3 separate regions of the Homo sapiens genome follow, and regions 2 and 3 are each linked to region 1. Evidence: read pairs that join two places in POLR2A ChIA-PET (ENCODE). Cell type or tissue: OCI-LY7. All regions are shown on one strand.

Region 1 (2,500 bases):
AGGTAGCTTTTCAAAACCACAGGCTTTGCATTAAGAACCTGGGTGGAATCCCTGTTCCACTGCTTCCTAGGGTCATGACCTTGGGGCAAGCTATATAACTGATAAAAACCACAATTTCTTCACCCACTTAATGAAGATAATAGTATCTTCCTGAGAGGTTGTAATGAGGATTAAAGGAAATATTGCACATGAACCAATTTTGCACAGCACCTGGCACTTGGTAGGTGTTCAATAAATAGTACCGATTGCGGTGGCTGAAGGCAGCCCCCAAGGTGGGAAGGCACATGGGATGTGTGGGGAGCAGTAAGTCCATCAGCTCAATAGCAAGGGAGTGCTTGAAAGGTTTGGGATAGACATCAGATTGTGGTGGGCAGCCTCAAGATAAACTGCTTAAACTTTATCAATAAAACAAAAAGTTTCTGGGCTCAGGAGTCACATGTGTTGTTGTATAAAAACCACTCTAACAACAGTGTGTGGTAGTTAGGAAAGAGACAACAGGAGCAGAAGACCAGTTAGGAAACTTCTTATGAGGAAGAGGAGATTTATTAAGCCCCTTCTTTTAGGCTAGGAGGTTTCCTAATACAGAATTATCTCTTTAATCTGCACAAAACCCCAGCTAATTATTATCTCCATTTCACAGATGAGGAAATGGAGGCTGAGACATTAAGTGAGCAAAGCTGGGATTTGCTCAACTGTCCAAGCCAGTCTATTCTGCTGCTTCCCACACACAGGAAATGCAGGCTGTGGCCCGTCAGGGCCAGTGAGGATACCAGCATATTACCTGGGTGGTAATATTGGCCATCCCAGAGAAGAGGGCAAGTTCTCTGCTGTTGCTATTTCTGTTAGGGGAAAGGCTCCTTAATGCACCCTCTTCCTGGAGGAGTAACCTTTGAAGAGCTGGTTTCTAAGGTGACCCGTAAGCTTCTAACCTCAGTGACAAGTTCCAGCCTCAGCAGGTTTAATATTTTCTGTTTGTTCTCTGGAAGGGAACAACATGACCCTTGTAGGTGAGACCACAGACCAGCTCTTTGTGTGTGCGCCCAGACAGGAGCCACAGTGGCCCAACAGGCAAGTGCAGCTCCTTTCTCTCTTTGCTCCTGGAAAGTGCTCTTTCACCGAGGTCAGAGCCCTCACTCAGCTCAGCCAGTCTTTGAAGAAGGTTCCCGGACTTGCACCGCACCTAACTGGCCGCAGATAAGTGGACCTAGAAGGGTGGGGAAGACTGGAGATCCTGGGGGCCCCTCTCTGAGGGTGCAGCGGGGTCTGGGGAACATGGTCTCCATTTGCACTATAAATCTTGTTTATATTCTGGTTGGCTTTGTTACAAAAAGGCAGAAGTGAAACTAAAATGTACTAGATACGCCACACATACACTATTTCAATTAACCCTTGAAACAACAATCAAATATCATCAGTAATAGCTAACAGTGGTGACCTTACGCCAGGTAGGCTCCTAATCACTTTATGTGCATTTTCTAATTTAATCCTCACAATATCCTAAGACATACATGCAATTATTATCCCTATTTGATGAATGAGGACACTGGGGCATGCAGCTACCAGGTGGCAGCTACTAAGTGGCAGCTCCAGTCATTGGGCCAGGGCGGCTGGACTCCAGAGCCTGTGGAGTGTCGATGCATCAGCTTCTAGGATAAGTTCAAGGGAGTTGAGGATGCTAAGAGGGAAGTCACACAAATACAAAGAGGAATAATTGGACTTTCTCTAGCTTCCAGAAAATTCAACCTTATTTCAATCCCTACCTACTTCAGATTCCACAGCATCCTTCCCATTTTCATTATTTTTAGCTGATAATCTATAACAATTTCAGTATTCTCCGTAATCCCCATTTGTGTAACTTCTGGAATGTTGATAGATTCCAAACCCCCATCTTCCTGCTGGTTTTATTAATAACAGGATCATTTTGACCCAGTGTCTAGAATTGTTCTCCTGTGACTGAATGCCCGTCTTGATAACTTGCCCAACACCTCATATCTCCTGAGCATGTAGTCCTTCTACCTGCTCACATCTGCTCATCTCGGCCTAGACCTTAACCAACTGCCTTCTGCTGAGCCCTTACCAGACTCCATGCCTAGCCTCAGTGGATCTACATACCTAGCCCATTCTCCCAGGTCTGGCCTGTCCCATCACCAGGCCAGGATTTATTCCTCCCCTGTCCTGGGACTCCTATAGGAGTCTGTTTTTTAATCAATGGAAGTAGTTAACTGAAGTTCAATTCATAGTAGCAGGGGAGCCTATGGGGGGTGAGAAAATGTTTACTCAGACCAAGCTTCAACCATAATAGCTTCAAATGGCATGGAAACAAGGAAAGGAACATGCCTGAGAAATTCCACTAATCACTTTTAAATTTCACTCATTCATTTTCCATTAATGAAAGAGGGGGAAAAAAGCTCAGAAATAAAGAGAAGCAGCAATGTAAACTGCAACCAAGTGTGGTTGTTGAAATCCTTCCCCTTAACCTTTCCATCTGGTACTGCAGATA
Region 2 (2,500 bases), 110 kb after region 1:
GCAATATAACCTATGGGATTTTCAGTGTTCTAGGGGCAGCTCTGCCAAAAAAGGAGAATGTTTCCTGACTCCCCAAAAGCTAGAGGTCACCTTCATCATAAAGGGTTTTATTTATTTGCTTGTTTCTTTTAATCAAGACAACACCAATAGCAAGAATTTTATGGTCTAGGGATGAGCCAGTGGACTTTATGGAGCTAATGATGTTCCTTGGAAAATCAGAAGCCCACTCAACTATGTTGTTTCTTAGATTCATTCATGTATAGTCAAGCTGGGCTAACTGTTCTTACAATCCCCAAATTTAGTGAATTCACACAATAAAGGTGTATTTTTTGTTCATGTCATCATCCAATTCAGGACAAGGGGTCTCTGCCCCATTCAGTTGTTTGGGGACTCAGGCTTCTTCCACTTGGCTTCTTTGCCATGGGCCTTGGCGTCTTCTACTGGGTCATCTGCATCTGCCTGGCACACGGGGAGAGATGATGTGGAGGGTTGGTGTGGAGATTTTAGAGGACTATCCTGAAAATGGCACCCATGATTTCTGCACATGTTCTATGGGCCAGAACTCTGTCACATGGCCTCTTCTAGATGGAAGAGGCTAGGAAATGTAATCTAAAAGCATGCTCAAGAGAAAGGAAAAGTGGATTTGTTGGGCATCTGACTATTTTCTGCCACAACCTACCCATCCATCCACTTATCCATCTATCAACCTACTTAACATTTTTTTTTTTACACCTATTGTGTGTCAGGCACTTTGTTCATCAGGAGCTCACAGTTTCTGGGAAACAGGCTGAAAAAATGACCTCTACAATAGGGTTGGTGTTACAGGGAGATGTAAATAGGGCACTAGGGAAATATTAAAGAAGGAAAAACTCACTCTGCCTAGGGGTTGGGAAAGCCTTTCAGGAGTGAGGCTTAAACTGGACTTTGAGGAAGAAGTAGGATAGTGCAAGGGCATTCCATAGAAGGAACAGCATGGAGGAAGTCATGGAGTTGTGGAAAAGCATGATGTGTTTGAGAAATAGCTAGTAGTCCAGTGCAGCTGGAGGATAGAGAGTGTTGAGAAACTTCTCCCTCCCTAGGACTTTGGAGTGGCCTAAGAGGATGACTCCAGTCTTGTTGCCACTGGATTTGAATCTACAGTTCATTAGGTTATTATCTACAGTTTCCTGTTTCTTTGTTTCACATAGTTTTTGATCCTCATATGCAACAAACACCTGTCATGGGCCTGAGAATTCTCTAGTTCTAGGGAGAAGCAGAGAATGAAAAGTGGAACAGAGAAAAGGGAGGAGCCCATGTTTTGGTCCAATTCCCCTTGAAGTCTTAAGTTTGAATGTCATAGGTTTACCTTGAAATTTTATTGTGCAAGATTAACTAAATGAACACAATTGCTTTAACAGAATCTGAAGTAAATCAATATCTTCACCTCCCTCTGAAATAAATCAACAGCTGCTGAATATTTTAACATTGACCGCTCCTCTCCCAATTTACATAATTTTGTTATTTTTTATAAGTAAATTTAATGAGGGTCTGTTGGTAGTAAACTTTCTTAGTATCTGTCTATCTATCTATCTATCTATCTATCTATCTATCTATCTATCTATCTATCTATCTATCTATCTGGAAAATGTCTTTATTTAGGCAACAGACTAGGGACCAGGAAGGATGATTAAATATAGGCTCTGCCTCTCTGGTCTATAGCCTGCCTGGTGACATTACTTTCCATTTAGTCTCTCAATACATCTGTATTCTCTTTCAGTGACCATTTATATGAGGCTCTTACAAGTGCTTTATATTCTCCCATGCCAAACCTGTTTTTGATATAACATTTAAGTTAGGAATCTTTTGGAAAATCCTCAAAGAACTGTCCCTTTACCTAAAGGATACATCCAAGAGGCAGGATTGTGGAAGCTGATTTACAAACGGTGAAGCCAATGGAAAAATTGGTTTCTACAAGCCATAATTTAGATTTTACTACTGGCCTATCATTTTTGAAAATAAACCTATAATTGTGGAATATTTTTAGATTTACATTAAAGTTGCAAAAATACAAAGAGTTCACATGTGACTCTTACCAGATTCAGTTTCCCCTAATGCTTTCATTTTGTATTACTGACGTGCACTTATCAAAACTAAATATATACATTGATATGTTACTATTAACTAAACTGCAGACTTTATTTAGATTTCACCATTTTTTTCCCATGAATGCCCCTTTTCTGTTATAGGATCCCACTAAGGATATTATAACATTGCATTTAGTCATCCTATCTCCTTAGTCTCCGCTGGTCTGTGACAGTTTCTCAAAGACTGATCTTGACAGTTTTGAATAGTGCTAGTCAGGTATTTTGTAGAATGTTCCCCAATTTGTCCATTAGACAAATTGTCCAACAAATGGTTAGAGTGGGGTTATAGGCTTATGGTGAAGACTACCACACAGATGAATTACTCTTCTTATCACATCATATCAGGGGATACATTGGTCCATCATTTTAAAGACTCG
Region 3 (2,500 bases), 100 kb before region 1:
TCTCATCGCTTAGCTCCCACTTACAAGTGAGAACATGCAGCATTTGGTTTTCTGCTCCTGCATTAGTTTGCTAAGGATAATGGCCTCCAGCTCCATCCATGTTCCCATAAAATACATGATCTTGTTTTTTATAGCTGCATAGTATTCCGTGGTGTATATGTACCACATTTTCTTTATTCAATTTGCCATTATGGGCATTTAGATTGATTCCATGTCTTTGCTATTGTGAACACTGCTGTAATGAACATTCACATGCATGTGTCTTTATAGCAGAATGATTTATATTCCTCTGGGTATATTCCCAGTAATGGCATTGCTGGGTTGAATAGTAGTTGTTTTTAGCTCTTTCAGAAATTGCCACATTGCTTTTTACAATGGTTGAACTAAGGTACACTCCCACCAACGGTATATTTGTGTTGTTTACTTTACAACCTCGTCAACATCTGTTCTTTTTTGACTTTTTAATGACTGGTGTGAGATGGTATCTCATTGTGGTTTTGAAGACAGACATGCAACCAACAAGCATATTTTAAAAAGCTGAATATCACTGATCATTATGGATAAGCATTTTAAGTTAGATAACTGATAACAATTATATTCCTTATTTTAAATATAGTCATTGATATACTACAAATTGTATTTCTCTCTCTATGTTTGCCTATAAAATTTATTTACTTAATCAAAATGGTTGCCTGATATAATTTCCCCTGCAAAAGTTGTCAAAAGAATAATGTTATTGCCTTAGGCAGGAACTCAAGCACAAAGATAAAAAGCTGTATCTGAGTATTTGCTGTATTTTATTTGTTCACATTTAGCCTATTTGAGGTTAACACTACTTCATTTGACAGTTTAAAAATCATCCTGTAAATAGAATAAAAAACAACAGCAGCAATAGCTAAAAAAAGGACACAATGTATAATAAAATAAAGGAATGTGTTGAAAGAAATATTCCAAAGAAGCAAAGGAAATGAGACCATGATTATGAATTCAACAATCAGAAGAAAAAATCGTCCAACATCTGTAAAAAGCAAAATCATAACAGTAATAAAAAAGAAGCAAGAATTCAAAGTGCAGGTGCGCTAGCTTTCATTTCCACATCCATTCAGGAAATAGAGCATACTATTCTTTTATATAAAGTGACAAGTTCTGTTTTTAAAACATTCAGTTACATTATCTTGCAGATTTTTTTTCAGTTTACATTATCTCTACATTGATTTGATGGAAAGATGGTCATATGCGATATGTGGTATAAATTTCTTCAATCTATGGAGAATACGGAAATGGTAAAGTTGACTGTTTTACTTATGTTTTTGCAGTAAGAAGCTAAACATCCAGTATCAGAAGCATCAGTACTTTTACTCTTTCAAAAACAAAAGCAAAGCAAAAGCAAAAACCTGTCATGAGCCCTCTGTCTTTGCTGCTACTTTCAGATTCTCTGTGACAAAAGACTGTTACTTTTCACTGAATTCTAATGAGTTGACGTAAATAATCAGAACAATTTCTTAAATGCAAAATTGGTCTGGTATCTGTCTAAATTGGTCAATACAAGTGTTATTCTGGAATCATGTAAAAATCACTTACTTTCATAACTGTTTAGAACCCCAAATGTTTTCCCTTTGAAGGGGAACATCTGTGGAATATGATTTTGAATAGAGGACTTCTATGAAATATATTTCAAATCTTAAAAATATTTTTAATACTTCCTAAAGTGGTATAGGATTTACCCTCGCTGACTATGCCTTCCATTTAAGAACAGTCTTGCATTTGTGGCTTTTCATTTTCCTTACAGCTCTAATTTTATTTAAAAAGCCTGAATACACAAATGACTGCTGCCTTACTTAGCATTAAACAGTACTATTTTTTAAACCATGTATACAGCTCAACAGCAAGATTAATAAGTTATAATACACACATATCACTGACAGATTCATCTTTTTGTTTTTTAGAATTCACGAAATAAACTGTATTCTGGTAAATCCCCTCCCCGCAACAAGAGTGTAATGTACCTACATTGAGGTGTTTAAATATTTCTCCAACAGTTTTCATTGAATTACATTATGAAAACACTAGGCTTCAAGCCAGGTACTAATAAATATTTAATTTAAAAGAAAGAAAGAAAAAACTCAACACAGAAGAACATAAAAAATCCCTCCCCTCCCTCTCCTCCCACTCCCCCGGGAAGGCGCCCGTGTCAGCCGGACATGGCCGAGATTTCATAGTCACTGGCCGAGGTGAGGGGCTTGCCCATCATCCGGATGTTTTTTGCACTGGTAATCCTGGCCATCATGCACACGGGCTTGTCAAAGTACTTGACCAGGGCAGGCTCAGTTAAGAGGGAGGCCAGGAACTGCTCGAAGGTGATGGCCCAGTCCCGGTCCAGGCTGGTGCTCCGGGGCAGTGCCGCCGTGCCCTGGCCGCTCCGCACCAGGACCGTGTCCTCTCCGATGTCCTCGCAGTGCAGCTTGTCCTCCTCGTGGGAGCCGGCACTCAGCACCGAGTA

The links. Peaks named below come from ENCODE experiments on the same cell type or tissue, not always from the same donor. Only the 100,000 strongest peaks of a DNase experiment are listed, where the experiment ranks them.
Region 2: POLR2A ChIA-PET joins it to region 1 with 17 read pairs; 3 of 35 experiments call an interaction of 5 or more read pairs at or near these places.
Region 3: POLR2A ChIA-PET joins it to region 1 with 13 read pairs; 3 of 35 experiments call an interaction of 5 or more read pairs at or near these places.

What each region holds. Positions count from the first base shown.
Region 1 is chr4:140,719,873-140,722,372 of GRCh38, forward strand. All of the region lies in intron 1 of TBC1D9 (TBC1 domain family member 9), which reads right to left. Among named protein-coding and RNA genes, the nearest start is that of TBC1D9-AS1, 9.0 kb to the left of the region's middle. RefSeq lists an enhancer at 1,077-1,136. In OCI-LY7, no CTCF peak of the experiment used is centred here; DNase peaks (open chromatin) are centred at 759 and 1,329; H3K4me3 peaks cover 1,910 bases; H3K27ac peaks cover 2,198 bases.
Region 2 is chr4:140,828,840-140,831,339 of GRCh38, forward strand. No RefSeq gene overlaps it. Among named protein-coding and RNA genes, the nearest start is that of TBC1D9, 74 kb to the left of the region's middle. In OCI-LY7, no CTCF peak of the experiment used is centred here; a DNase peak (open chromatin) is centred at 1,222; H3K4me3 peaks cover 1,666 bases; H3K27ac peaks cover 2,076 bases.
Region 3 is chr4:140,620,004-140,622,503 of GRCh38, forward strand. TBC1D9 (TBC1 domain family member 9) reads right to left here. Exons shown (of 21, transcript NM_015130.3): 21 at 779-2,500. The coding sequence ends at 2,192. Among named protein-coding and RNA genes, the nearest start is that of UCP1, 52 kb to the left of the region's middle. In OCI-LY7, no CTCF peak of the experiment used is centred here; DNase peaks (open chromatin) are centred at 1,088 and 1,368; H3K4me3 peaks cover 2,105 bases; H3K27ac peaks cover 2,500 bases.